Linked DNA regions of Mus musculus: region 1 is linked to region 2. The links are chromatin loops, found by intact Hi-C in ENCODE. Cell type or tissue: left cerebral cortex. All regions are shown on one strand. Links, peaks and the distances in the headings refer to the core of each region. The heading gives the core; the rest is flanking DNA.

What was found. Peaks named below come from ENCODE experiments on the same cell type or tissue, not always from the same donor. Only the 100,000 strongest peaks of a DNase experiment are listed, where the experiment ranks them.
Region 1: it touches region 2 in a loop (2.1-fold over the local background); 8 of 42 quality-filtered maps call a loop at or near these places.

The regions. Positions count from the first base shown.
Region 1 is chr3:116,524,199-116,539,859 of GRCm38, forward strand. Dbt (dihydrolipoamide branched chain transacylase E2) reads left to right here. Exons shown (of 11, transcript NM_010022.4): 4 at 9,057-9,238; 5 at 10,547-10,668; 6 at 14,891-15,107; 7 at 15,457-15,623. It also overlaps the pseudogene Gm4596. Among named protein-coding and RNA genes, the nearest start is that of Dbt, 19 kb to the left of the region's middle. In left cerebral cortex, for the core only: no CTCF peak of the experiment used is centred there; a DNase peak (open chromatin) is centred at 6,811.
Region 2 is chr3:116,573,140-116,588,800 of GRCm38, forward strand. Lrrc39 (leucine rich repeat containing 39) reads left to right here. Exons shown (of 9, transcript NM_175413.4): 6 at 4,280-4,425; 7 at 5,106-5,258; 8 at 6,366-6,502; 9 at 8,082-10,005. The coding sequence ends at 8,146. It overlaps Trmt13 (tRNA methyltransferase 13), which reads right to left. Exons shown (of 12, transcript NM_030016.3): 8 at 15,333-15,500; 9 at 12,616-12,688; 10 at 12,057-12,131; 11 at 9,355-9,784; 12 at 7,589-8,471. The coding sequence ends at 8,273. Among named protein-coding and RNA genes, the nearest start is that of Sass6, 14 kb to the right of the region's middle. In left cerebral cortex, for the core only: a CTCF peak has its summit at 8,649 (motif pointing right); DNase peaks (open chromatin) are centred at 6,897 and 9,247.

The DNA of each region.
Region 1 (15,661 bases), core at 3,659-11,658, 51 kb before region 2:
TTGGCTTGATCTATGCTACCTAGCAAGGAATGCATTGCCTCTAGGCTTAAAGATGAATTTACTTGAAAGACACAAATCAAAAAATTCTCCTGAAAACCTAAAAATGTAGGACTGGAGAAATGGCTCAGTGGATGGGAGCGTGGGCTGCTCTTCCAGAGGTCCTGAGTTCAGTTCCCAGCAACTGCATTTGGTAGCTCACAACTGCCTGTAACTTCACCTCTAGGGAGATCTTCTGCCTCTGGCCTCAACTGGAAACTACACAAGTGCCCTCATACTTACATGTCCCCCATCATTAAAACAAAAACTTTAAAAAATTATATAATATAGATGGATACATAGATGCATGCATGCATGCATATGTACATGCATACATACATACATACACACATACACACATACATACATACATATATGCTTGATATAAAAGGCAGAAACCCTCTACTGCCTTTGACATTCTCCATCCTTTTGTGTCTTTCATCTTATGGGAAAAGATGCCTCTTGGCACTGCACTGAGTTTTAAAGGAGTTTAGAAATGGCAGTTATGATGCATAATAGATTTCTCCCCCACCGTAGTTTTTTTATTTTTTTCTCTTCAGTATAGGATTTTGCACTATAGCCCAAGCTAGCCCCAAACTTGTCATCCTTCTGCCTCAGCCTCCTGTGACCTCAGTGCTGGGTTACTCATTATGTGCCACTGCTGGGGGCTCAAATACTCCTTAAAGACCCAGACTGACACCGGCGAGTGTCATTTCCTCTACTTAGCATTCTCAGCTTTGTAAGCAGAGGATGTTAGTGAGCAGCCTTCCTTACAGGTGTGTTGCCTGGCGCTGTGTGACTGTGGGGTGAGCCAGGAAACTAGTTAGCTGCCACATCTGTGGCTCACCTGTTCTCTGCGGAGCCACCGTCTCTCAACTACCGGCCTTAAGAAAACTTTTAGACTTTTTTTTTTTTAAAGATTTATTTATTTATTATATGTAAGTACACTGTAGCTGTCTTCAGACACTCCAGAAGAGGGCGTCAGATCTTGTTACAAATGGTTGTGAGCCACCATGTGGTTGCTGGGATTTGAACTCCGGACCTTCGGAAGAGCAGTCGGGTGCTCTTACCCACTGAGCCATCTCACCAGCCCACTTTTAGACTTTTTTTTTTTTTTTACTCAACATGCTTGAATATGTTGCCTAAATGTGTGTGTGCGCACCACGTCCCTGATACTCAGAGATAACAGAGAATGCTGCTGCTCTCTCTGCGCCCTTATGTAGAGTCAGGTAACAGTCAGGACCGTCCCAACTCAAAGTGGCCGCTCACATGATTAAAATGCAGTGTCTTGAAAATGTCGCACACTCTCAAGGACTGTGTGCCTTTGCTTCAGGACCAGTTTTAACACTTCTTACTTTCTATCTTATTACATTTTGTAGATTTACAGGCATAGTCAAGCAGTTAAGCCTCTTAGAAGAGGAAGTTTTTTTCCTTATGAGACTCTTAAGGTTTTCCCAGCTCCTTTGAAGGGTGAGGCTGGAGGACCTGAAGTTTGAGGTAAGCCTGCACTACACAGAGAGGATCTGTCTCCCTCACTCCAAATTTAATAGTTTGGTTTTTTATCTTTTATTTTTGAGATGGGGCATCTCAATACAAAGCTTGGCTGACCTTGAATTTGTGATCCTCCTGCCTGCATTATAGCTGGAATAAACTTTAAATTACTATTCCTTTTTTGATTTTCTTACCCGGCTGCTCCCCTATCAGACCTCATCTTTTTTAATTTTATTTTTCATTTACCTCCCCCCATTCATTCACATGCTCATCTGAGAAGTCTTAAGTTCTTCCAGCTTTGGACAATAACTGTGACAGGATCTCCAGTGTGCATACCACGCCTGGGTACAACTTTCCTAAAGTGACAAACATGCCACAAGTTTCCCATGAGGTCTTTAGGAATTATTAAGAGCTTTCTGTGTTTGTTCTCTCACTTAATATTTACAAATGACTCAAGAAAAATATGTGCGTTATATTAGACTTAGAACATGCTAAAAATAGGATTTTATCTGTAGACTAGTGTGCCCTGTCCTTGTAATCCCAGCGCTTGGGAGGCTAAGGCAGGAGGATGACTCTGAGTTTGAGGCTAGCCTCAGATTCACCATGGGACCCTGGAGAGAGAGAGAGAGAGAGAGAGAGAGAGAGAGAGAGAGAGAACATTATAGCCATACAGTTGGATCACTTAGACAAATCCATTCTGCTAATGCTTGCTCTTTTTTGTAGTTTTAGACTGTAGTGTTTAAACCATATATATTTGATGTAATTACTGACAAGGTAAGATTTTGTCTGCCATTTTGTTGACATTTCATGTGCTTAAGAATTTTTTTTCATCACCATTTTCTTTCATGTCAGCTAGATATTCCAAGTGTGCTGTTTGAATTCTCCTTTTAACTTATCTAGCATTACTTCTAATTATTCTTTATTTTTTAATTTCTAATTTTTCTTCACGTGGATTTGAGTTAGTATTTGGTGTTTTTTATTTCAGCCTGAAGGACTCTTAGTATTTCTTGAAAGGTGAATGTGTTAGTCACTAGTTTTATCTGTTTTACTTCTGAAAAGACATTAATTATTCCTAAAGATTTAATTTTAGTGTGTGTGTGTGTGTGTGTGTGTGTGTACACACTTGCCCATGCACGCGCACATGCACAGGTGCCCTCAAAATCAGTGTCATAAAAGACCTCAGGAGCTGGAGTTCCAGGTGACCATGAACCACGTGATGTAGGAGCGGGGAACCAGGCCTGGGCCCTCTGCAAGGGCAGCCTGAGCTCCTAACCAGTGAGCCGCCGCTCTAGCCTCTAATGGAAATATTCTTAGGGGTGGTCTTTTCATCCACTCACTCACGGAATAAATCATCTCTCTACCTTTTGGAGTTCTTGTTTTCTGATTAAAAAGCACGTGTTAATCTCAGGTGCCTTTCCAACAAAGAGGAATGATTGCTACCCTGATTTCTAGATTTTTTTTTTTGTCATTTTATTTTGATGTGTGTGTGCTGTTGCTATCTTTAAGTTTATCTTTGGAAACAACTTAACTTCTTGCATATGCACATCAATTTTCAAGCCAGTATTTATTTTATTTATTTATTTTTCCATTGGTTTGCGTACCTTTATTGAAGAAAAATAAATCAATTACTAGGAGAGCTATTAGACATTGACAACTCATCCATTGACAACTTGCATCATTTATTCAGTGCTATATTAATCAGTATTGGAAGATAGATTAACTAATGGCTCCAAGCCTCCTAACAACTTAAATGAAAATTACAAAATTTTTGAGACCCTATTTGGGAATACAAAGGGTGTTTGACTTCCAATTTCCATTCTCTGTAGACCAAGAACAGGCCATTCCTTTATTGACATGCATAAAATACATCACATTTTCTGTTCTGCTGATGCTATAATTCAATACCAATTCTCCAGCCACATCAATTATAAGCATAAAGTATATCATGTGACCTTAAATCTCTAACAGTGGAAGGTTTAAACAAGTATGGATGCTGCTAGAACAATGTTGCTTCTTTCAGTGTGACAGCTGAGCATCCATCTCCCTCCCCCTCAGATGGCTTCTTCAGCATGTTAGAGCAGTGAGGATTGGTTTAGTCTCATAACCAAGTTAGAGTGAAAACATTAGCCACATAATACACATGCTCCAGTTTTTTAAAAATTTCCGAATCTTGGGCAACTGATCTCGTGTAACTACTTTACAGTTTCTAAAAGCAGTTATTGTCCAAAGCTGAAAGAACTTAAGTCTTCTCAAATGAGCATGTGAATGAATGGAGGGTGGTAAACGAAAAAGAAAATTAAAAAATATGAGGTCTGATAGGGGAGCAACTGGATAAGAAAATCAAAAAAGGAACAGTAATTTAAAGTTTATTCCAGCTATAACGCAGGTTAGTCTGACTGTAAGGTAGCATCATACGGCATACTTCTGAGACCATTCCCGAGATATTCTGTTGTACGTATCTCTGTCTGTTTTATAGATCCATGCAATCTCTGGCACTAGGGGGTCATCTGGGTTTGGATCACATATCAGTGAACAAATGGATAAAAGAACTTTGGAAATAGTTAAAGCAGGAGACCACTGTGATCTTAGAATATCAAGACAAATGCTGCCATTACTGTTACTATTTGGATGATAAATTCTTGTTGTAAATGCAACCTTAGGTGGTTTGAAGGGGTAGTCTGTAGGAAAATGAATTGTCAAAAAGAATACACCACCTTGATATGGGCTGTCATTAGGTCCCCTAATTGTGGCTTGCCAATGAAACATGTCATCTCCAACTGGACCTGCAGGACACTGTGCTGGAGGGTCAAGGGCCAAATCACTAAGTTCCTTATTAATCAGTTTCAGCGCCATAGTCTGCTTTTCTCCGGGCTCCTCACTATCCCATTGTGTACTCAAAGGTCCGGCCAAAACTCTTGATTATCCTGGCGACAGGGAAGGATTGTCTCTTCTTCTCACACCGGCTCTGCCAGACACAGGTGCCACCATGTATCTGTCCGCAGGGGGAGGGTTAAAGAGGCGTGGTTTGCCTCCCTTGCTTAGGCCGGGTGGACTTGCCACCCTCTTGCCTTTGGAACAGCACCTTCTTACTAAAACTGATCGGAGGTCGGACTGGAAGCTATTTTATTTATTTTTTTACAGTCCATATTTTATTTCCCACCCTCTGACTGTTCCACATCCCATACCTCCTCCCCATCCCGCTGTATCCACATAGATGTCCCCACCCCTCAACCCAACCAAACTTCTAAACTCCCTGGGGCCTCCAGCCTCATGAGGGTTAGGGGCATCATCCCTGAACGAACACAGACCCTGAAGTCCTCTACTGTATGTGTGTTGGGTTATTATTTTTTTTAATTATCTCTTATATATTTGAGATTATAATATATCATTTCTCCCTTCCCTTTCTTCCCTCCAAACTCTCCATATACCTGTTCTTTTTCAAATTCATGGCTTCTTTTCATTAATTGTGTGTGTACATATATATATATATATATATATATGTATATATATATATATATATATACATATATATTACATATTCTACATATGGATATTCATACATACATACATATAATTTTCAGATACATAAATAGGACCTGCTCAGTCTATATAATGTTACTTGTATTATGCCTTCAGAGCTTGTCACTTGGTAATGGACACCCACTGTACTCTCCCTGGGGAACAGCGCTTCTCCTCTCTCAGCATTCCTTAGCTGCCTGTAGTTCTGTAGGGTTGAGGCCTCATCGTTTTCCTGTCCACTTTGGCATGTCTGCTGTTGTCCTTGTTTAGCTCACATTCAGGTGGTGGTGCTGGCGAGACTTGATGGGTGTAGCTTCTGACATTACTAGGAGACAAATCTTACAACAAATTCCATGATCCTCTGACTCAGCATCTTTCCGTCCCGTTTTGCTCAAGGAGAAGGCTTAGCTTTGAGAGTGTTCTGTAGAATACCCACTGGGACTGGGCTCCACACCTCTGCATTCTGACTGGCTGTTGTTTTGTATAATGGTCTCTGAGAAGTTTCTTTGATAGGGGAATGAGGATGCACTGACCTGTGCGTATAAGGACAGATGTTTAGGATGAAGCTAGAAATTTTTCAGGTTTAGTGAAGTGAGGGCTGTAGGCTCTCCTCTCAGATCCATAACTCACTAGCCCTGGGTGGTTGTCTGGGTTTTTGTACTAGCCTGAGTGACCTTGAGTCTAATCAGGGAGCTGTTGGGAGCCACAGGGAACCCCTGCTGCATGCTTAGGGCTGTTGTGCAAGCATGCTGGTCTTTGTTGTGGCTCACAGGTGTCATAGCTGCGGGGGGGGGGGGGGGGGGGACGACTGTCGATTGCCTCCCTCCTTTGGAAGCTTGCAGGACTGGAGTCAGTTCCAGCTCAGGGGCCTCTGGGCCTGTGTCTGAAGTGTGTCGTGTTGTTTCCGAGTTAGGGACTTGCATTCCGCCTCTAGGGTTTCCAAGGGCAATAGCAATAGTCTGTGATGATGAGGAAGTCTCTTGGGTAGTTCTGAGCAACACCTCAAAAGAGGCCATCTCATGCCTGGTGTGGAACTTTGGAAGGAGCATTGTCAGCCCAAATGGGAAAATTTCATTTAAACTATTTATACACAGACTTAGTATATTACAGAGTTTATTTTGTTTTGTGTTTGTGTAGGTAGGTAGTTAATAGTATCATTCCTTGTGCCCTTTTTAGACCTCCTTAATCTTACTGTATCTCTCTCTTACTTTTGTATTTATCTTCTTCCCACCTCCCTAGTTCGTGCCCCTCATCTTTCCAGTTTTCCCTATCAGATCCCGTGTGCTCTGCTGTTCTCTCTGTTGTTCCTGACTCTACCGCCCTAGCAATAGTCCCTTTCTGTAGTGTGTGTTTCTGTAGTTTTCCAGAATATGTGCTCACATCTAAAGAGTTGGGGCTTGGAGCCTCAGAACAAGGAGAGCATGGTATGATGTCTGTCTGTCTTTCTGGGTCTAGTTCCACCCACTCACCTGGAGAGCATGATGTCTGTCTGTCCTTCTGGATCTAGTTCCACCCACTCACCTGGAGAGCATGATGTCTGTCTGTCCTTCTGGATCTAGTTCCACCCACTCACCTGGAGAGCATGATGTCTGTCCTTCTGGCTCTAGTTCCACCCACTCACCTACAAAGTCCATGGTTTCATTTCTTTTTGCTGCTGCACAGTATTCCAGGTGTGCATTATGTCACATTTCCCTTGTCCTTTCACCAGCTGAAGGACATTTGGGTTGTTTCCATTTCCCAGCTATTGTGAACAGCAGCAGTCAGCAAGAACCATGCCAAGCAAGTATCTGGGAAGTGGGATGTACGGCTCCTTTGGGCAGATGCCAACAAGTAGAACGGCAGGCTCATATGGTAGATTTAGTCTAGCTTTTTGAGAATTCTCCACAGATGTGAGATTGCCAGAGTGGCCTAACCAGTTTGCCATCCCACCAACAGTGAGGGAGGGTTCCCTTCCCCGCACTCCTAGAGTTCGTTGTCACTTGTGTTGCTGCTGATCTTTGTCACTGTGACTTGGGTAAAATGAGTCCTCAAAGTTGTTTTGATTTGTATTTTCCAAATTGCTATGGAAAATGAACATTTTTTTTGAAATTTTTTTAGCTTTTTGTTTTTTTTCTTTCTTTTAAGAATTCTCTGTTTAGGTCCCAGCCCCACCTCCCCTGCCCCCATTCCCACCCCTCCCTTTTTAATGAGTTTTGTCTTTTTGACTGTTTGTTTCTTGAGTTCTTTATATGTTTGGGATATTAATCTCCTGTTAGATGGATAGCTGACAGAGATTCTCTCCGGCTCTGTGGGCTTCCGCTTCACCGAGTCGTCTGTCTCTTGAGGCGTACAGCAGCCTTTTATCCTATGAAGTCCCACTTGTCCCTTGTTGGCTTTCCTACACCTGTTTCATGCAAGCTATTACCTGTGTTTTCTTCTGGCAGTTTCAGGTTTAACATTTAGGTCATTATTTCTTAAAATAGTTCTTCGTCCCTCTCTCCCTTCCTTCCTTTCTCCCTCCCTCCCTCCCTATCTCTCTCTTTCTTTCTTTCTTTCTTTCTTTCTTTCTTTCTTTCTTCAGACAGCGTCTCACCATGCATTCATGATCCTTCTGACTTGGCCATCTGTGTGCTGGGGTCACAGGTCTGTGCAGCCATGCTCAGCTTCTTGAACTGTCATTCTGACCCTGTGTCCTTCCTTTCCTCCTGAGACCCCAGCATGTGTGTTAGTGTGCGCTATGACATTGTCTCGGAGATCTCAACTGACTGACTAATCCGCAGATTCGCTGGTTCCTTCCTCTACCAAAGACAATCTGTTGTTCAGCCTTCTAGTATATTTTTATCTTACTCAGTCTTTAACTGCAGAATTCGGTGTCTTTTGTCTTGTACCCTTCGGCCACTTTGTTGCTATTTTCTATTTGACTGGGCATCATTTTCCCAGTCTTCCTTCAGTTTGGGGGCATTATCTTTGTTTTTTAAGACTGTGTTGGACTAGGCAAAAAGAATATGGCATTGGGGCAAGAGAAAATCACAAAGGATGCCTACTGATGACATCACCATCATCCTTGTCATCATTGTTATTTACTTCTAAAGCCAGTGTTCACTCTTGAAATCTGATCAGAAGCTAATACAGGTTGAATATAATTTATCTGAGATGTTTAGGACCAAAACTGCTTCAGGTTTTGTACAGTGGGTTACAGAATTCTTGCTTAGGCCTCAGCACTTGAGCATCCAGAGTCAAAGGTTTTGAGCATCGTTGTTGGGGCAGAAAAAAATCTCAGATTTTGTATTTTTTAATTAGGGATGCTCATTACATAGTATTATACAACAAGAGGAAATATCACTCAAATGCAACATTTTTAAAACTTATTTAACAGGAATGGAGAGATGGTTCAGCAGTTAAGAGCACTGGCTGCTCTTCCAGGGGACTTGGGTTCAGTTCAGTTCCCAACACCTACATGATAGCTCACAAGTGTCTGTAACTCCCCTTCCAGGGGATCTGACACCCTCAGACAGGCATACAAACAGGCAAAACACCCATGTGCATAAATTTTTTTAAAAAAAAATTGTTTAGGGGAGCCAGAGAGATGACTCAGGGGTTAAGAGTACTGGCTGCTCTTCCAGAGGACCTGTGTTCAATTCTCAGCACCCATATGGAACTGTCTGTAGCTCCAGTTCCAGGGGATCTGACACTGTCACACAGACATACATGCAGGCAAAACACCAATTCATATACAATAAGAATAAACAAATCGCTTAAAAAAAAAGAAGAAGAAGAACTGATATACCTGAATGTGTAATTAAACCTTGAGATAAAGGGTTTAGTTTTGTTTTTAATTTTATCATTTGTTAGGGGTTCGTCTGAAACTCAGAAAGCCTTTCCATCTCTTCTAAAATATTTCTCAGGCATTTGGGCGTCAATACTGCACTAGATGGCTCGGATGCAACTCCGAGTGGCATTTACAGGAACATGCAAGGGTGACTTGTAATCACGACTATTCATGTAAATGTGTCTGTGTCTCTCTCTCCTAGGTATGTAAAAGAAGGAGATACGGTGTCTCAGTTTGACAGCATCTGTGAAGTTCAAAGTGACAAGGCCTCTGTCACCATCACCAGCCGTTACGATGGCGTCATTAAGAGGCTCTATTACAATCTAGATGATATCGCTTATGTGGGGAAACCACTGATCGACATTGAGACAGAAGCTTTAAAGGGTGAGCGTGTCTGGCCACATTCATTACTGCTTTCCTTTTGTGCTGACTCCCAGTATAAAACAGTCCCTGCCCGGCATGGTGAGGTGGAGGCAGGAAGATTGTGAGTTCGAAGCCAGCTTAAGCTACAGAGCGAGTTTTTGGTTTTTTTGTTTTTGTTTTTGTTTTTGTTTTTTCGAGACAGGGTTTCTCTGTATAGCCCTGGCTGTCCTGGAACTCAGAAATCTGCCTGCCGCTGCTTCCCAAGTGCTGGGATTAAAGGTGTGCCCCACCACCACCCGGCCTACATATCGAGTTTAAAGCTATCCTTGGCTACAGAGAAACTCTGTCTCAAATAGGATAATTCTAAGTTATGAAATCTGGGTTGAGGATTTAGATCAGAAAACTAGGAAGTCTGAAAAGACTTTCCATGATACCTGATTATCTTTCAATCCAATACCACAGCAAAAACCTGTACAGTAAGACTTCATCTGTCTGATGTCTGCCCTCTGGAAACTTTGATGTTCAGTGAAGCAAGAAGCTCTCTCAGGGACTAGTGACCGAGGTCCCGAACATTGATCAGTAAGAGCACAAACTGGAGTCTAGAGAAACTAAATCTAACATAGTAGGACAGCAGATTCAATGTCTCAGATCTGGAGTCCTCCCAGGCTTGGCCTCTGTGCAGATGGCCAGTGGTGATGCGTCGCAGCAGGACTTTGTGTAGGAGGAGGCGTCACCTGTGAGACCCAAGAGTGGAGGGAGAGCTCCAGAGTTGCAGGAGAGAGAGCACACCTGTGACGACCTAAGGACAACTCACTCGGCCCCAAACCTTAAAAATTCCACGGCACATCTCAGGGTTGCCCTGTTTCCCATCTGAGCAATCCAGAGTTAGTCATAGACCAATAACTGTGAAGTGTGTGTGTGTGTGTGTGTGTGTGTGTGTGTGTGTGTGTGTGTGGTATGTACTTGCTAATGTGTGTGTGTGTGTGTGTATGTGTGTGAGCATGCATGCAGAGGTTGCTATCCAGGGTCTTCTTCTATCACTTCCCACCTTCTCTGAGGGACTGTGTCTCACTGAAGCCGGGGCACATCAGTTCAGTCCTGCTTCCTGGCAATGAACTCCAGATATGTTTGTTTCCCCCATCTTCCCCCTCCGTGCTGGGGTCACTGACACACACTGCAACACCTGACATTCATGGGGTGCTGAGGAGCCAAGCTCAGGTCCTTATGCTTGCATGACAAGTGCTTTACTGACACAGCCCTCTGGCCAACCCCGCCACTAAGCTTTTGAAGAGATGTTTTCTGACTGATGCTGTCTAACCTTGTTTCCAGATTCAGAGGAAGATGTTGTTGAAACCCCCGCTGTGTCCCATGATGAGCACACTCACCAAGAGATAAAAGGCCAGAAAACACTAGCAACGCCTGCAGTGCGTCGGCTGGCAATGGAAAACAATGTGAGTCTTCTTAAAAGTGAAGTTTGAGACTACATAGAAAGTATACATTTGTATCTCTGAAAAAAAAAAAAAAAAGCTCTCTGTGAAATGGTTTAAGCTGGAATTAATGAAAGTGGTTCCACCTGGGAGGGGCAGAGATGGCTGCACTGTTACAAGCATCTGCTGCCTCCAGAGGACCTGGGTTCTGTTCCCGGGACCATGGTGGGTGGCTCGCAACCACTACCGTCAACTCCTGCTCTTCTGTATCTGATAGCCGCTTCTGGCACCTAATAACACTTCACACATTTGTGACATAAATTCATTCACGCCAATAAAAATAAAGCACCAGGAAGAAATGGCAGGTCATTGTGAATGCAGCACTTCATATTAATTGAATAATGTGGTATCGTTTTCCTTCCCCAGAGCCCAGTAGCAGTAGCAGTTAACATTTCTTAAATATTTCTAAATACCAGTGTCTTGGGGCTGGGGTGATAGGTGGCTTAGACGGTGAAATGCTTAGTGCGCAGAGCTGAGCCCTCCAGCACTCACAAAAGAAGCCTGGCATGGTGGTGCGCATGTGTGATTCCAACTTTCAGGATGAAGAGCTTACAGGAGCCCTGGGGCTCTATGGCAAGCCAGTCCGGTCTCAGCTGGCAAACTTCAGATGTAGTGAGAGACGCTGCCTCAAAAAAGTAAGCTCTTGAGAAATGACACCAGAGGTTAGCCTCTGACCTCCACATGCACAGGCTCGGGTGTGAACGTGTACCCACCCTCGCATGAGCACACACATACACAGGAACACAGCAAACAAGCACACATGTACACACCAGCATTTTAGCTTAGGTCGCCTAGAGACACCGTTTAAGAATGTGGATGCCTGTGATTGGTTTCTTAAAGAAGCAAGAGTCTGTAAAGGGAAGGAGAGTGTAGCAAAGGGGAGAGACTTAAGAGTGGGAAAGAAATGGACAAGGCAACAAACCTCTACCAACCTGTGCTGAGACTCGAGAGTTGTGTTGCCTTTGTCCATCTGTAAGTTACTCAGCTCTCCATAACTCCAACAGAATCCCCCAAATAAACCACCTTCTAAAGAAGAGATGTTTAAGTTGGCTCCTAGCTTCCTGGTCTTCAGTTCATGAGCCATCAGCCGCCTTGTCCTAGGTGTGTGGTGCTGCAGCACATGGTGTGCACAGATGTGGACGCTTACTCTCCTCAGAGATGGGGACGAAAAGGCCACCCACAGTCCCCTTTGATGACACACCCATAGTAACTGGAAAATCTCCCCGTAGACTCCAACTCAAAGTTTCCACATTGTCCCACCTCCACTAAATTAAACCAGTCCTTTATTTTATTTATTTTTTATGTTTATGTATGCATGCTTTAAAAAAAAAAAGAAAGAAAGAAATAGGATCTCATTATGTGGTCCAAGCTGGCCTCAAATCATTATATAGCCCAGGCTATCCTCATAATCTCTACTCCTCTACCTCAGTCTTCAGAGCGCTGGAATTATAGGCAATCCCCACCGTATTCTGCTGAGCACAAACCTGGAACACAGACATTCCAGATCCAAACTGCAGCCTTTTCTGTGCTGTGTGGTGGCTAACAGGCCTGGCAGCATGGCTCCCTGACACTGATAGGAATTTAGATGTCTCAATTAGCCTCACAGATAAGGAGCTACTGTGAAACCTACAGTGGGACGGTTGCCAGCGCAGTCACACAGCCAACAGTGCAGTGAGGCCAGAGTTTATCAGGGGCTGTTGTCGCCTCAGAAGCGCTGGTGCCGCACAGCAGCCTTCCCATCCATTACCTCAAGCTTCTCCGTGCCAGGCCCCAGACACGATAGCGCAGATGTTTACAACAGCCCTCCAGGGTGTTTGGATCCTCACTGTTGCTGGTGAGAAAGGACCGGGAGGTGTGTTAACTTGTCCAAGCCCAAAGTAAGTGGCCGACCTGGGAGACTGAGGCGAGTTCTGTTTACACAGCTGAGTTCTTCCCACTCCGCTGTGATGCAGAGAATTTCTGAGAGAAGTATAGTTGTTACCGTGAGGGGAAAAAAAAACCCAAAAGTTTGTATTGTGCGCATGTGTAATTGAGCTGTGGAAGTGCCAGGACAGTTCTGCTTGTGGGGAGGACTCTGTGATGTGTTCTGCCTTGTGTTCTCAAGAGCAGATGGTCCACAAACTGATTTACACCCCAGCCCGTGTTAGGGGTTTTAAATAGGAGCTATATATCTCAGGCTCACTGGCACTTCCTATTGTAGCCCAGTCTGGCCTTAAATTCACAATGCCTCTGCTTCCGATTATAAACCTGGGTTACCACAGCTGGCTTCTCTGTGGCTTCTCTTTACATTCAGATTTTGTTTTTGTTTTTTAACTTATTCTTTTCATTCAGTACATCCCTGTCAGAGTTTCCCCTCCCAGTCAATGTTGTCCCTCCATACCCCCTGCCCAGATCCACTCCTCCTCATTTCCCTTCAGAAAAGTGCAGGCCTCTCAGAGACATCAACCGAGCACAGTGTAACAAAACACCCTAAGCCTGGGGACAAACCCTCCCGTCAAGGCTCTGCAAGGCAGCACAGTAGGAGGAGGACAAGAGTCCCTGGAGCCGGGGAGAAGAGTCAGAGACACACCCATTCCCACTGTTAGGAGTCTCACAGGAATACCAAGCTTACAACCCGATCATAGGCAGAGGGCTAGTGCAGACCTTGCGGGCTATGGGATTGCTGCTTCCGTCTCTGGGCTCCTGTGAGCCCTGCTTGCTTGTTCTGTGGGCTGTGTTCTCCTGGTGTCCTGAGCCCTCCGGCTCCTACACTTTTCCTTTCTATCTTCTGTGGGGTTCCCCTTGTTCCCAGGGTAGGAACCCGGTAGAGATCTCCAATTTGGGCTCTCTTTCCACCTAGTGTGTCGCTGTGGTCTCTGCACCCACTCCTGTCATTGCCAGAGGAAACCTCTGTGATGACACTGGGCTAGGCTCCTGTCTTAGTCAGGGCTTCTATTCCTGCACAAACATCATGACCAAGAAGCAAGTTGGGGAGGAAAGGGTTTATTCAGCTTACACTTCCATGCTGCTGTTCATCACCAAAAGAAGTCAGGATTGGAACTCAAGCAGGTCAGGAAGCAGGAGCTGATGCAGAGGCCATGGGGGGATGTTCCTTACTGGCTTGCTTCCCCTGGCTTGCTCAGCTTGCTCTCTTACAGAACCCAGGACTACCAGCCCGGTGACGGCACCACCCACAATGGGCCCTCCCCACTTGATCACTAATTGAGAAAATGCCTTACAGCTGGATCTCATGGAGGCATTTTCTCAAGGGAGGCCTCCTTTCTCTGTGATAACCCCAGCTTGTGTCAAGTTGACACACAAAACCACCCAGTACAGCAACCGATAACGTTCATATCTTAAAAAAAAAAAATCAATATATATTAACTATACAAAGTAGTGAGTTTCACTAATAAGCAATAAGAATATATGAGAAGGAATGTCAGAAATGACTCAACGGTAAAGATGCCTTGCTGCACAGAGGACCCGGAGTTGATTCACAGAACCTACATGTCAGCCAGCAGCTGGCTGTAACTCTGGTCCTAGGGGATGTGGCCCATACCTCAGGAGGCAGAGGCAGGTGGATCTCTGTGAGTTCAAGGCCATCCTCACCTACACAGTAAGTTCCAGACCAGCTAGGACTATTCAGAGGGACCTGACTTTAAAAAAAAAAGAAAAACAAAGAAAGAGACAAAGAATAATGGGGAGATTTAGAGACTTTGGAGATTTAAATGGACAAATGAACAACAGTGTGTAAAAGTAACAACTGTGTGTAAAACTGTGTGTAAAACAGTGTGTAAAAGTAACAACTGCTTACCCAGAGGTCCTGAGGCTTGTTTCTTAAATGATGAAAATGTTCCTCAAACAAAGTTACTGGGGAAAATGTTTACATATATATATATGTATTATATGTGTGTGTGTGTGTGTGTGTGTGTGCATTGGTTTTTCAAAACAGGGTTTCCCTGTGTATCCCTGGCTGTCCTGGGCTGCAGGGCTACTCTTATTTTTTAAGAATATGTGTGTGTGTGTGTGTGTGTGTGTGTGTGTGTGTGTGTGTTTAGCCCTGGCTGGCCTGGAACTCAGCCATCCGCCTGCCTCTGCCTCCCGAGTGCTGGGACTAGGCTTGTGCCATCACTGCCTGGCTTTTCTGCTCCATCTTTAAACGTTGATGGTAAGTTTATTCTTAACACCAAAATGTATTCTGTTTTAGATTAAGCTGAGTGAAGTTGTTGGCTCAGGAAAAGATGGCAGAATACTTAAAGAAGATATTCTCAGCTTTTTGGAAAAGCAGACAGGAGCCATACTGCCTCCCTCACCAAAATCTGAAATCACACCACCTCCACCACAGCCCAAAGACAGGACCTTTCCCACGCCGATAGCAAAGCCTCCAGTGTTCACAGGCAAAGACCGAACAGAGCCAGTGACAGGTAACAGCAGTGATATGAAGCGGTGTAATTTACTTTGGGGAATTGTCTCAGGAGACGCATCTTCATCGTATGATATTTTTGATTGCCTTTTGAGCCTGGATCTCACTGTGTAGCCCTAGAACTCCATATGTAGACCAGGCTGGCTGTGTACTCACAGAGATCTTCCTGCCTCTGCCTCCCCGACGCTGGGGATTAAAGGCGCGGACCACCACGCCTGGCTTTCAGTTCTCACTAACAGAAAATTTCAAACTCATCATGAAATTACCATAATACAATGGTACAGTTTTTCTATTTTTGTATTGAAAAATAATATTGTCAGGTTTATATAAAACGACTGGCTTTCTTGTAGGCTTCCAGAAGGCAATGGTGAAGACCATGTCTGCAGCCCTGAAGATTCCCCACTTCGGGTATTGTGATGAGATTGACCTTACTCAACTGGTTAAGCTTCGAGAAGAGCTGAAACCTGTTGCTTTGGCGCGTGGAATCAAACTCTCCTTCATGCCCTTCTTCTTAAAGGTGAGTTTCACTCATCCCAGGCCAGGCCCCAGAGGGGA
Region 2 (15,661 bases), core at 5,241-13,240:
GTACTACTGAGGGGCCAGCAACTGGAGACTTCTCTGCCAGACATTAAATTTTACCTACTTCATAACATAAACACTTTTTTATACTTCACATTGAATCATTTGACAATTGGAAAAATCTGAAACAGTTTTCAAGAATTCATTTTTATTCTTGCCTTGAATGTAGAAGCTGGAGAAACAGCATGACCTACTAAATCGAGTCACGCTGCTTTGTGTGTGTGTGTGTGTGTGTGTGTGTGTGTGTGTGTGTGTGTGTACACGTACGTACATACATATAGGCCAGATGTGCTCAGGTGTTTTCCCCAATCACAAGCTGCTGGCCTCTGTTCCTGCTTGCCAGCACGGGGGTTTCAGGAATGCTCTCACATCCAGCTCTTTACTTAAGTATTGAGAATGCAAACTCGGGCCCTCATGAATGCATGGTGAACTGTTTACCCCCAAAGCCGTCTCCTCATCCTGCCTTTTTGCAATAACTAAAAAACTCTGTATTTGTGTACTCGGTGAAGATGGGACAGAAGGAATTCAAAATACAGAATGTTGGCCACCAAAGTTAATTAAGTTATATCTTAAAATGTTCAGTAAGATAAAGAGGGAAGGAATTTTGTGACTTTAGGTCTATAAAAACTTGAGTTCAGGGCTGGAGAGGTGACTCAGTGCTTAAGAGCACTGGCTGGGGCTGATGAGATGGCTCAGCCGTTAAGAGCACTTACTGCTCTTCCAGAGGTCCTGAGTTCAAGTCCCAGCAATCTGTAATAGGATCTGATACCTTCTTCTGGTGTGTCTGAAGACAGCGACATTGTACTCATATACATAAAATAAATACATCTTTTAAAAAAATCTTGAGTTCATCTACTTACATGACCCTTTTTGAGTCATTTTATTCATGAAACAGAAATAATGGCACTGCCTTTGTGTGGTGGCTGTCATAATTATTCATTAACATGATTATTTAAGTGTCACAGTGAACCATTTACATAGTTAGTTTTTTCACATAAAAGTGGGGAACAGAAGTATTTTAGATTTAAAAACTGGAGCTATGAGCATTACTATGAATACATTTTAAAATTGATCTGGGCATGGTGGTGCAGACCTTTATGAAGTACTCAGGAGGTAGAGGCAGTTGAGTTTGAGGCTACCAGTTCCTGACTAGCCAGAGCTACATAGGGATACTCTCTCAACAAACATTCTAAAAACGAGACAAAAACCAGTAAGAGGAAATAACAAGTAAAAGAAAAGTAAGCCGGGCAGTGGTGGCTCACACCTTTATTCCCAGCACTTGGGAGGCAGAGGCAGGTGAATTTCTGAGTTTGAGGCCAGCCTGGTCTACAGATTGAGTTCCAGGACAGCCAGGGTTACACAGAGAAACCCTGTCTTGAAAAAAACAAAACAAAATAAAACAAACCAACAACAAAAAAAAGAAATGCAAATATATCCACATAGAAACAAGATATAAGAGTGTTCATAGTAATGACAGATATCTGATTCAGGACAGGCACTGGCCCTGAGAAGCAGAGCGACAGAAAGCATTGCCATAGCAGCATGTACTTACTCATAGGTTGAGCGCAGTGCTATGTGGTACAGAGCTTGAAGTCAGCTACTGCCCTTAAATGCAGAATTCTTTCTCTTTTCTTTTCTTTTCTCTTCTTTTCTTTTCTTTCCTTTTTTCTTTTCTTTTCTATCTCTTTCTTTTTCTTTCTCTCTTCCTCCCTTCCTCCCCCTCCTTTTCTTCCTTCCTTCCTTCCTTTCTTTCTTTCTTTCTTTCTTTCTTTCTTTCTTTCTTTCTTTCTTTCTTTCTTTCTTTCTTTCTTTCTTCCTTCCTTCCTTTCTTTCTTTCTCCAGATTTTATTCCCCTCCTGGGAACAAACACCCTCCGACTGTTCGACATCCTATACCTCCTCCCCTAGGAGGATGTCTCCATGAGGATGTCCCACTCCCTCCACCCCCACCCAGCCAGACCTCCCCACTCCCTGGGGCCTCCAGTCTCTTGAGGGTTAGGTGCATCTTCCCTGACTGAACCCAGACCCGGCAGTCTTCTGCTCTATATGTGTCAGGGCCTCATATCAGCTGCCTGGTTGGTGGTCCAGTGTCTGAGAGATCTTGGGGGTCTAGGTTGAGACTGCTGGTCTTCCTACAGGGTTGCCCTTCTCTTCAGCTTCTTCCAGCTTTCCCCTAATTCAACCACTGGGGTCAGCAGCTTCTGTTCATTGGCTGGGTGCAAATATCTGCATCTGACTCCTTCAGCTGCTTGTTGGGTCTTTTGGAGGGAGTCATGGTAGGTCCCTGTTTGTGAGGGCTCCATAGCCTCAGTAATAGTTCTCCCCAATATAGGGCATTTCATCTAAGGTCTCTCCCTTTGAGTCCTGAGAGTCTCTCACCTCCCAGGTCTCTGGTGCCTTCTGGAGGGTCACCCAACCTCCTACCTCTGAGGTTGCCTGTTTCCATTCTTTCTGCTGGCCCTCAGGGCTTCAGTCCTTTTCCCTTACCCAATGCCAGATCATGTTCCCCACTCCCTCCCCAAATCCCCTTTCCCTGCTGGGTCCCTCCCTCCCAAGTGGGACTGAGGCAGCCTCACTTGGGCCCTTCAGCTTGTTGATCTTTTTGACTGTATCTTGGGTATTCTGCATTTTTTTGTTTTTTGTTTTTTTGTTTTTTGGCTAATATCCACATATTAGTGAGTACATACTATGCATGTCCTTCTGGGTCTGAGTTACCTCACTCAGGATGATATTTTCTAGTTCCATCCATTTGCCTGCAAAACTCAGGATGTCCTTATTCCTAATAGCTGAGTAGTACTCGATTGTGTAAATGAACCACATTTTCTGTATCCATTCTTCTGTCATGGGGCATCTGGGTTGTTTCCAGCTTCTGGCTATCACAAACAAGCCTGCTGTGAACACAGTGGTACACGTGCTCCTGTGGCATGGTGGGGCATCTTTTGGGTATATTTCCAAGAGTGGTATTGCTGAATCTTCAGGTAGATCTACTTCCAATTTTCTGAGGAACCTCCAGATTGATTTCCAGAGTGGATGTACCAGTTTGCAATCTCACCAGCAATGGAGGAGTGTTCCTCTTTCTCCATATCCTCTCCAACATATGTTGTCTTCTGAGGTTTTGATTTTAGCCATTCTGATTGGTGGAATCTCAGGGTCATTTTGATTTGCATTTCTCTGATCACTAAGGACTTTGAACATTTCTTTAGGTGTTTCTCAGCCATTCAAGATTCCTCTGTTGTGAATTCTCAGTTTAGTTCTATACTCATTTTTTGATTGGTTTGTTTTTTGGGGTTTCTTTTGGGGGGGGCTTAGCTTCTTGAGTTCTTTATATATTTTGGATATTAGCACTCTATCAGATGTGGGGTTAGTAAAGTTTTTTTCCCAATCTGTAGGTTGCCAATTTGTCTTATTGACTATGTCCTTTGCCTTATGAAGTCCCATTTATCAATTCTTGATCTTAGAGCCTGAGCCATTGGAGTTCTGTTTAGAAAATTTCCCCCTGTGCCAATGAATTCAAGGTTCTTTCCCACTTTCTCTTCTATTAGATTCAGTGTGTCTGGTTTTATGTTGAGGTCCTTGATCCACTTGGTCTTGAGCTTTGTGCGTGGTGACGAATCACAGAATTCTTATTGAGTAAGCTCAGTGTCTGGAATAGGGAACACAAGTTAAGTTGGTCAGACCTGTAACCTTCAAGACTGTTTTCCCATAGAATTCTCAGTCACTGTTGCCACACAGGTCCTATTAGCCCTGGAAAGTATTTATCTTGGAAGAGAAGTTGTATCTGAAATTTTTTCTTATTTCATTTTACTTTAGCCCAGGTTATTTTCTTGTTTTGTTTTGTTGAGAGAGGATATTGATGTGTAGCTTTGGCTGTCTTGGAACTCACCACATAGACCACATGGCCTTGAACTATGTGGCCTTTTGCCTCTAGTGCTTGGATTGAAGGCGTGAGCCACCACACCTACCTGTCTCACCTTTCTGAGACACTGCCTTTGTAGCCCAAGCTGCCCTCAGTCTCTAGGATTTATAGGATTTATATTTTTTACCATGATGCCCAGGTTCTATTATCCTTACATTTTATTTGTTGTGGACTCCTGTGTCTAAACAAAGCTCAGGTGGAATGATGGAAGTCAGTCAACTCTATGTGTGATTTGTTGTGTGTGGGCTACTACTTTAAACAAAATCTACATAACATGAACTTTTTAGATGAAATAGCTCATCAGGGTGTGTCTTCTAGTAATTTACATAACACTGTGGATGATTACTTAAAATCCTTACTTCGTCCTTAGCTCAGCAAACTGTTAAAACTCACTCACCTTGACCTGAGTATGAATCAGTTCACTACGATCCCTCATGCTGTGTTGGACATGCCTGCCCTCGAGTGGCTGGATATGGGAAGCAACAGCCTGCAACAGCTTCCTGACTCACTAGACAGGTAAGATAGACTTTCTGCTACTGATCATCCAAAGCCACCTAGGAAAAATAAGAAGCAATATACCAGACAACTAGGAGCCTAGGAATAATCACAACAGACCCAACTAGTTTGAAATCCATTCTTTCAGTAGCCTGATTTCATTATTATGTAGGAGGATCTGGGGAGGGGAAAACTGCATTCAAAACATTAACAATGTGCACCTGATAGTGCGTGCCAGGCCCTTCTCTTAAGCAACAAAAAGGATGAGGGAAGGATGCAGAGACGTTTGTTATGTATGCCCAAGTCTCAGCAAGTGGCGTTAGTTGGATTTGAACCCAGGGATTGTGGCCTCAGTCCAATATTGTTATGCCCAGAATGGGAATATTACTAGTTTCTGTATTTTAAGATTCATATTAGGTGACATTTACAGCTGTTCATTTAGAAAACATGAAAAAAGATGACCATGCAAATGTTGGTTTCATTCCTGCCGACAGATAAAAGCTAATCTTTAGTGAATTCCTTGATGTAATTTCCCTGGCAATTAGGTAATAAGAAAGAATGGAGTTTGTTAAATCAATAAATTCATTTTACTGAATGTTAAATAATAAATAAGTGAATAGATTAATTTAGTTATCTAAAAATTAAATGTTACAAATGACAAGTCCAGCTTTTCATATCCTATTCATACTCTAATTTTCCAGAATGCGAAGTTTACATACACTGTGGCTGCAGAGGAATGAAATAACATGCCTGCCAGAGACAATCAAAAATATGAAAAACTTGGGTACTCTTGTTCTCAGCAACAACAAACTACAAGATATCCCAGGCTGCATGGAAGAAATGACGAATCTGAGGTAAGCGGGTGTTAGCGCACAGCCATACTTTCTCCAGAGGTCAAAATGGAGTAAAGCAGACTCCGACCAATACATTTGGGTAGTGATTTACAGGACTCTGTGTGTGTGTGTGTGTGTGTATTTAAAACTTACTTTTGTGTATGGATGTCTTGTCTGTGTACTACTTGTGTGTCTGATGTCCATGGAGGGCATAAGAGGGCATTAGATCTCTTAGAACTGGACGCAGAGGCTTGGGCTGCCATGTGGGTTCTGGGATTAGAACCTGGGTCCTGGAGAAAAGCAGCAAGTGTGCTCTTAACTATTGAGCTATTTCTTCAGCTCAAAAAGAAAAGAATTAAACATATTTTCCAATGTTGGAATTTAATAATTTCATGAATGTGATTCATGTAACATGAATCTAGCTTATTCAAGAGTTCTTGAAACTAAAACAGTACTGGGATTTATGAATTTAAAGAAATGTCTTTTGTTGGTGACAATATTATATAATACCTCTCTTTTTACTGCTAATAAACATTCTTTGCAATACAAAAATTAAAAAAATAGAATATCATTTTCTTTCTTTATAACTACATATAGGCACAGATAATGTATATAGCCTATAGAAAGCAGACTTTATTGGGGCTACTTAGTAGAACTCCGATAAAATTCTCTCTAAAATGTAATTTTCTTGATGGAGTGAAGCAATGGATACCTGAACCTAAAACGTCCACAACCAGTCATTCATGCACTGACTGACCTAGCGGCACTGACTGACCTAGCGACCTTTAACTTTGTACTTGATGGTGACAGCACAGATCCATAACAATCCATAAAAACTATATTTGTAGCATTAACCATACACTTATGATATAACTTGCTCACATGTTATGAGCTAATTGTGTCTTCGCAAGATTTTTTTGTGGACGATACTGATTCTTCTAGCACAGAAACTTACAGATTTTTGGATTTATTAGATCCCAGCAAGATAATCTGTTATCAAAAATAGTTAAAAATTACTATTAAAAAGTAGTAACTCAATATGCTGTCATTTGATCTTTCTCCAGGAAGATATATGTACATGCACTTCTATGGCACCTATAAAAACACTGTTTTCTGGTGAACTGTTAGGTTTGTCAACTTCCGAGACAACCCACTAAGACTGGAGGTGACGCTTCCTCCCAGCGACAACACAGATGGAGAGGAAGAACAGGAGTTATTTGGGCTGCAGTTTATGCACGCATACATACAAGAGTCCCGGAGAACAGGTATGAGGTTTGAACAACCAGATGAAATATTTTTGAAGAAAATGTGTACACAATCAAGTGCTATCTTGTCATCCTTTTATGGGTTTCTATCAAACGGTGGTCATTCTGGCCAACACTGAATGAGGGAAAAGGAATTTTGATTCTGTTTATAATTTTGATAAGTACTAGGGGAGACGCCGTAAAATCAGCATTTCAAATGGAATGAAGGAAATCCTTCTTCAGCCAGGCACTTGCCGCACAACCATGTGAAGTGACACGCCCTTCTGCTGGTTTCTCTCTGTAAATCCACTTCTCCAGGGCTGGGACTCACACTGTGGCAAGCACCCAGTCACTGAGATACAGCTCTGCCCTCAGTGCAGATTTTAACTAACTTGTTTTGTGTGTATGTCTGTGCGGCATGTGCATGAAGAGCTAATGCAGATCTGATGCGGGCGGCGTGTCAGATCCCCTGGAACTGCAGTTACAGTTTAGCTGCCATGTGGGTTCTGTGGAAAAGCTCATCTTCTTGTGGATACGCTCCTAGATACTGAGCCATCTCTCCAGGCCCCCAACTCCATTTGATTCTTAAAGAATCATTACTTTTGGGGGCTGGAGAGATGGCTCAGTGGTTAAGAGCATTGACTCCTTTTCCAGAGGTCCTGAGTTCAATTCCCAGCAACCACATGGTGGCTCACAAGCATCTGTAACAGGATCTGATGTCCTCTTCTGATGTCTCTGAAGAGAGCAACAGTGTACTCACATTAAATAAATAAATGTTAAAAATAAAAGACTTGGGCTGGAGAGATGGCTCAGTGGGTTAGAGCACCCGACTGCTCTTCCAAAGGTCCAGAGTTCAAATCCCAGCAACCACATGGTGGTTCACGACCATCTATAATGAGATCTGATGCCCTCTTCTGGTGTGTCTGATGACAGCTACAGTGTACTTATATATAATAAATAAATAAATCTTTAAAAAAAAAAAAATAAAAGACTTATTATTACTTTTGTCTCCCAAGTGGTAGATGGGCCACATTGAGCATAAACAGACCTTCCTCATTATCCTGGTTTTCTATAATCTACAAGTAATAATTCAAAAGTAATTTTATCTGGGGTGAAAAATACTGAGAACATGGACTTTATTCAACACTTAGAATTAAAGGCGTGTGCCACCACACACGCCCGGCTGCCAATTCTTAAATTTCTAAATTTGTCTGTGTTCAAGATAATTACAATTATTCTTTCTAGACCTATATTGAAAAAAAAAAAAAGCCTCACTCAGGCGTGGTGGCGCACGCCTTTAGTCCCAGCACTTGGGAGGTAGAGGCAGGCGGATTTCTGAGTTTGAGGCCAACCTGGTCTACAAAGTGAGTTCCAGGACATTGAGGGCTACACAGAGAAACCCTGTCTCGGGGAAAAAAGAAAAAAGAAAAAAAGAAAAAAAGAAAAAAAAAAAAGCCTCACACTCAGATTGATCCTTGTTATAAATTTATACTGTTTATTATAACTGGAGCTCAAAAAATGAAAAAAATCAAATAAAACCTTTACCAGATTAATACACAGAGTTCACACTATAATTATATACTGGTGTTATATCTTTCAGAAGACCAAGTCAACTGTCTGACTCAAATGCCAAGCTCTATACATTCTGATGGAGAAAGTAATTGAAAGAGCCCTGCTGAAAAGGAATACTTTGACTACTTGGTGAATATTTTTGTGAATATCGAAATATAATTTAAAAATAATTTAAATTTTTTTGTTTGTGGAAGACAAACGTCACGTTCATGTTTCCTTTCATTGATGATGTTTTTCCTGCGATGACGGATGAGCTGGTACGGCAGTTAATAATACGTTTTCCAGAGACACCAATGGGTCCGTATAGTACTGTAAGGCAGGACTGAAGCCTTTCTGCTGTAAATACTGGAGTCTGCCTTGGTCAATCAGCAGTTTACAAAGATGTCCTATTTTCTTCTTTTCTTCAACAGTAAGAATCCTACATGGAATAAGCACACAAAAATTTAAAGTTTGGTAAAAGTTCATACCAAGTTTGGCCACTGCCATTTACGAAGCTGCTAACTAGCCAACAGCACGTACTAGGCGCTATGTCTGATGCTTCTAAGACGCCTTTTCTTCTTTTTAAGATTTATTTATTTATTTTGTTTATATGAATAACTGTCTTCAGACACACCAGAAGAGGGCATCAGATCCCATTACAGATGGTTGTGAGCCACCATGTGCTTGCTGGGAATTGAACTCAGAAACTCTGGATGACCAGTCGGTGCTCTTGACCACTGAGTCATCTCTCCAGCCCCATCTAAGACTTTTCTTTATGATCACAATTAAAATATGTTTTAGTTTATTCTAAAATTAGAATGTAAGCTATATTTTCTAAATTTTTGATAACAGTCATCTAAGGAAAAAAAAAAAGAATCCTTCTCCTTCAGTTTTACTTTGTATACTTGATCTCAGCCAAAAGACTAAGAAACAACCATTCGGTTTTATTTGCTATGGTTTCTCCTGGCCAAGGTCAATCAGTGTGAAAATATTCAATGGAAAATTCTGAAAATGAACCATTGGTAGTGGCATTCTGAGTAGCATGGTGAATCATGGGCCACCCACTCCTTCCTATCCGGGGAATGAACCTGTGCCTCACACATGAGCATCCTTAGCACAGCCACACCGTGCTGCCCACTTGCTAGACGTTGTGCAGCCATCTTGACTACCAGATGGACAGAGTAGGTAAGTGCAATGCTAGTGTGTGGGGTTCTGTTTTATCTACGGTTCGAGGCATCTGTGCAGTCTCACCCACAGGAGGACTAGTTTACGGGGATAAAGTATCTCCCTGTAGCATGGTGTTTGTAGCTGTCGTCACTTACCCAGGCAAACTGTCAGTGTTGCCATCTGTGAGTCTGTCTCCTCCATCATCGTGCTCTTCATTCTCATCCCTTTGAGCATCTTTTCTCTCTGGAGTAACATCCGAGCCTTCCAACGATGTCCTCATTCCACACGTTGCCCAACTACTCATTCTCTGGAAATAGTAGAACTCTACCGCCCCAAGTCCAAGAGCCTTGAAATACTCTTTGCCCACATAATGTCTCCAGTCACACCTGTGGTGACAACAGAGCGCAATCACAATGCCAGCCACCGGGGTCCATGTCTCTGGGACATCTTTTTCACTTCCTTCCTTGGCCAAAGTGTTACTTTCTTTTTCTGTCTTATCATTCTTTATGCGTTTGGCTAAAGGTTCTTCATCCTTTTCCTCAAAACTGGCAGCATAGGTTTCAACCAAACATCGTAATGCAACATCTGCAAACACAATCATGTGCCCCCACCAAACCGCATCATCTTTAAAGTTCAGTAAGCAGTATGGCTAGTGCAAAACATTCTTAACACACAAACCAGCAAAAATCTACTTAGCTATATACTGTAACAATTCTACCAGATATTATACATTTTTCTCAAATTTTCCATCTTAATTTTTCTAGTGATTTATTTGCCCAATAAAATTATTTTAAATAAAATTAAAACAAGCTTAAGTCTTATGATTTGAAAAATTTCTGTCCAACTATTTGCATTGTCTTGCATTTCTCCTATTCTAGCTACAGTGAAGAAACCCCAAAGACAGAAATGAGGAAGGTAATTTCACTTAGAACACTGACCCGGGCTGGAGAGGGTAGTTTTTTGGTTTGTTTCTGTTTTGTTTTGAGATAGGTTCTGTATAGCTGATGCGGATCTCAAATTCCTGATCCTCTGCGTGCATCTCCTGGTGTGTTGGGGTTGCAGATGTGTGCCAGCACACCTGTCTAAGATGCTAATCTTGAAATGCAGGCTGATCACAACAAATAGTGATGAATTGAAAAGTTGAGAAAGGGAGATTCCAATGTGGAAAACAGGCTGAATAGCTTTCCTGCACACCAGCATTTGTTCAGCAAGTATTTGCTAAATGCCTTGCATACACAAAACACGGAGGCTGCAAGCACTACAACTGCCATGCTAGGGGCGGAAGAGATGGCGGTGGCTGAAAGCTCTTGCTGCTCTTGCAGAACAGCCAGGTTTGGTTCCCAGCACACACAGGGTGGCTTAAAGCTGCTCAGGGGTTCTAGTTCCAGGGGATCCAGCACCCACTCTGGCCTCTGTGGGCACCAGATATGCACGCATTGCACTTCCATGCATGCAGATAAAACACCCATACACATAAAATAAAAATAAATATATATATTAAAAACAAAATAAGGCTTCCAAACTTCCAGACAGTATAGCTGGCAATATTGGAAAGATCGCAAATGTATGCTGTAAAACTTCTATTTTCTCTGATTAGATTGTCATATCATACCAATTACCTACAAACAAATGTAGTTCTACAATTTCTTACCCCATGATATACAATGGATGTATCTTACCTGATTTTTTAATCATGCCAACAAGCATTATTGGTAACTATTATTTGATAAAGTGATAGCTGATTTGGTAATTTCATGGTCTGTCTGTGTCTCTGTCTTTTTTTTTCCCTTCTCTGTCATGAGAGAGTGGACCTTATGTTGCCCAGACTGTGGAGGGACTCAAGTGTGACTGATTTAGCTCAGCTGATCCTCCTGCTTCAGCTTCCTGAGCATCTGGGAGTCTGAGTATGCCACTTCACCCACGTCTATTAACTACTATTTTCTAACAAAATATATTTTCTGTTTAATTTACATTTGACTTAAACATAATTTTAAGAAGTGAGAATAATCAGAAAAAATATTAGAAGGACTAAGTTATTTCAGAAACAAAGATTATTAGCAAGCTCAAACTCTTTCATAGTGACCTTATGACCTTCTTCTTAGAAGGCATAAGGAAGCAGCAAGCTGGTGGCCAAGGTCATTCAAATATTCAATGAGTCCCTCTATATTGCGTTATATTAGCATGTACTTCATTCTTGGAAAAAACTCCCAGCACAGTGTAGTGATTAGACATACAAGCAGATAATTAAAAAAACAAGCAAAAGCTACGGGGAGTTTGTCCTGACGACACTAAGGGCGTAAAGCTGAGCTGAGGGATGAGCAGACACTGGACCAGTTCTTCGAATGGGTGACAGTGGAATTCTAGGAATGGCTGGAGCAATATGGCATTTAGGAAAATAAACACGGTCCACACTAATCAACAGTAAACCCAGAGGCAGAGTGACTGAGTTTCAAGTCATGGATGGGTCTGAATATTAATACTTCAAGCACAGGGAGCCAAAAGTGATGGAAGAAATGGAAGGCAGGGTACTGATAAGGGGGAAGTACTACGATAGAAGGATGCTGACACTCGCAAAGAGAAGGTAACTTTAGCAGAGTGAAAGGGACCCACACAGTGCACACAGAGGTGAGAGCGTATTGGATATAACTCTCACTATACAGGTAAGGTTTTGAGAGGCATGGGTTAGATGGGAAGAGCCCCAAGTGTGTGCTTCCTTCTCACCTCAGGCGAACCTGGTTTACTTTAACAGGCTCCTACGTAAGTTCAATGAGAGCACAGACAGCCCTGGGTGGTGGGGCCATGCAGGCTCCAGCTCCCTGTGCAAGCGCAGAGGTTACTGTGTGTCCTGCTGCCTTACCTGTCGCCACCCCACACAGGTGCTTCCCAATTCCTACCACGGGCAGTCTTCCTTCTCTTAGCACAGGAACCCTGTCTGAGAGGAGAGGAGGTAAGACGGTAGTTTGTTTAGGATACAAAGTACTAGTGTGTCCTTCCAAAAGGAGGGTTTCTAGAATCTTTGAATTTTAGGGATGAAAGTTAGAAAACAAGCAATTCTACAGACTCCAATATGCCGCCTAAGATGTCTGTGTTAGGGGTCACACAGAAAGTATTCAGCTAAACAAACAAATCCCCCCTTTCTCATTATGTAAGAGTTGCTGGCCTGGGATCCACTATGTAGTCTGGGTGATCCTCCTGCCTCAGCTTCCCAAGTGCTGGGATTACAAGAGTACATACCAGACCTGGCTTCAGTTAAGTGATAGAAAATGCAGTGATTTATAGACAAATGCTTGGCTGCTTCTCCAGACTAGATTAGTGTTAGTTCTTCCTGAAGCACAGGTCTGCAAGGACAGATCTAAGCAGCCCCCAGAGTCTGACATGTCTGCTGTTGTAGAGCAATGGAAAGTTACACAACTTACTCAAACACAAGTGCTGGATATCAATTTGAAGCCTTTCAAACACTGAGTCCTTTTTTCTGTGTTTACCATCTACCTGTAGAAATAGAACGTTACTGAATCAGCACTCTTAATGTTAAAAAAGCTTTATGAAAATGTTTCTATTTGTTTTCAAAATTCAGAGCAAATACACTTAATTTTTACAGTTCAAAGGAGAATGAATAAAAAAGTAAAGTTTTAGTATTTTGGATGAAAACTCAAAAATAACACTACCATCTTATAGACCAGAAATTGTATTGATTATTACTAATTATATTACACCTTCCATCTTTTAACCATAATTCCCAGCCCATTCGCAAAGGCCTCAAGGTCCACAGATGTTAAGCGAGTGTGGTTACTTGTCACCGCTGGTTCTCCTGTGGCTCACTCTTCTCACTCTCTTTAAACACAACCGTTGTAACCATTATCTGCACGTGCCTGTGAATACAGGCGCAGACTCTCTAACAATCATTAGAGGCACTAAGCCCTTTTCCACCACCCCATTTGTTTTTCTTCTTGGCAGTGCTAGGGATTGAAGCCAGGACCTTATACATACCATGCAAGCAACTGACCACAGAGCTACAGCCACAGCCCCATCTAAAAAGTTTCTGTTTCCTTTTATGATTCTAGCACTTGAACCCAGGGCCTCATGAATAGTAAGCAAAATAGCTACCACTAAGCTACAGCCCCAAGCCCTCAGAAACATGTGAACAGCAACTCCTGTTTTTCCTGCTGAGGAATACCCCATGTCCTGTTAAGTCAGAAACCACCCCAGATTGATGCTCTCCTAAAATCAGCACGTCTTACGACTTCCAACATTTGAACTTTCTCATTCTCTTCTATATTCCACTGAATAACCCTCACTCTCCAGGACATTTCTTACTTGTATTATTGAAGAAAGATTTTCACATTTTCCTTTTTTAGATTTATTTATTATATGTAAGTACACTGTAGCTGTCTTCAGACATACCAGGAGAGGGTGTCAGATCTCATTACGGATGGTTGTGAGCTACCATGTGGTTGCTGGAAATTGAACTCAGAACTCAGGACCTTCGGAAGAGCAGTCAGTGCTCTTAACCACTGAGCCATCTCTCCAGCTCCCCCCACCATCACTTTTTTTTTAGATTTTCATATTTTCAATCTTCCTATATTTAGTCTAAATCTCTTTTGAAATAGTTTTACAGTATTGCTAGGATAGCTTCTAAAAAGCATTTTTTTTTTGCACGTGAGCCTGTGTGTGTGTGTGTGTGTGTGTGCGTATGTGCCACCTGTGTGCAGTGTGTGAGGAGGTCAGAAGATGGGTATTGGATCTCCTAGAGCTAGAACTGTAGGAAGTTGTGAGCTACCTAATATTGGTGCTATGAACCAAACTATGATGTTTTGGAAGAGCAGGAAGCACTCAAATCACTGAGCCATGTTTCTAGCTCCACAAAGAATTTAAAAATCATTTTTTAAAAACTTTCCTCCATGACAACTCTGGAAGACCGAGGTCAGTTCTCCATGTTCAGGTTCCTGCAGCCCTGGGTACTGTGTACCGGCACAGCACTCAGGAAACCAAAATACTCGACAGAAGCCTCTTGGAAGCAAGAACCAAATCTTCCACAGTGTCTCTAACACCGCAGAACCAAGCCAGAGCAAACAACAGGAGGCCTTTCTAGACCAGCTCTCCTTCCTGGGTCACACTGACACGTTCTACCTCAGGCCATAGACTTCCATCACACAGAAACCTTTTGCACTTGTATGGAAGCTTCACCTGTCAGTAAAAGGCTATTGGCTTATGAGCTTGGGCAGGAAACAGGGAGGTGGACGTCCTGGGATAGAGACAATTCTGGGTCTAGAGATAGGCATGGGAAGGGGATTTGCCTAGGAACTCTGGATGTTGCAGTTGCATAAACCTGAGGAGAGGTAACTAACCCTGTAGCGTGATTTAGACTAGTTTAGATGGGTTAAATAAGTTACAAAACTAGTCAGGGAACAGAGCCAAAGCTATTGGCTTAGGCATTTATTTCAGGAACTGGGCACAGGAGGAAAAGCCTGCACTTCCATAGAAACACATCCCTTGTTATTTCAGGGTTTGGTTCCACTGTTCTTGTTTCCCAAAATGCTTCGGACATCTATGTAGCAAATGCTAGTTGATCTTTCAGGATCCATCACAGGCACCACCTTTTCTGCTCGGTCATTCGCCATTGCCTCCCTGTAATAAAGTCTAGCGTGCCACATTCTGCAGAACTTCCTCCCCACCTCAACACGTTCCTTACATCCGTATCTAGCTCTCTTTTCTAAGGACGGTAAGAGCACAGCTGCCTTATCACTATCTATCTGTACATACAGTGTGCTTATCACACTGTCCAAGAAGATGCTCAAGTATTTAATGAAGAAAGAGTCTGTTAGCAGTGGCAAATACAAGGTTAAAACATGGCTGGGGCTTAATTTCTAGTCGAAGCTTAGTTCTGTTCACAGATTTTCTTGTCTCTGCAAACAATTTTATAAATTCAGATTATGGACTATCAATAGTTAAATCTGAAAAACTTACCTTCAGTTTAATTAGTACAATTAGAACCAAACAAATAATAATAGCAAAAAATTACAATCAAATATATAAAAAACAAACTCATTTTAAGGGACATGCTCCTATCGTTTTCTTGTTTTCCTACAGAAGAACACTGTGTTTGATTATTGAGATGTTACATGGATTTACTCACCTTGAATCTTGTGGTCACTCTTTCTACCAGGATGAAGTGAACATTTTCAGCATCTTTTAAGGCAATATCAACCCAGTGAGATAATTTCCCCTTTCCTGCTCCAAACTCAACAAAGCATCTTCTTGGGCCAAGTAACTTTAACTTTTCAATGTTGCCTAGAATAGAAGCCTGCAGACTTCATAGGGTTATTTTATAAACCAGAGCAGAGGAATGCAACTCAATAGGAAAACAGCAAGGCAATCTCTACACAGGCAGACAGTTTACTGATAATGTCTGAATGGCTAAGACATTTTTTTTCCCTTTGCTTGCTTTAAGATAATACTCTGCGC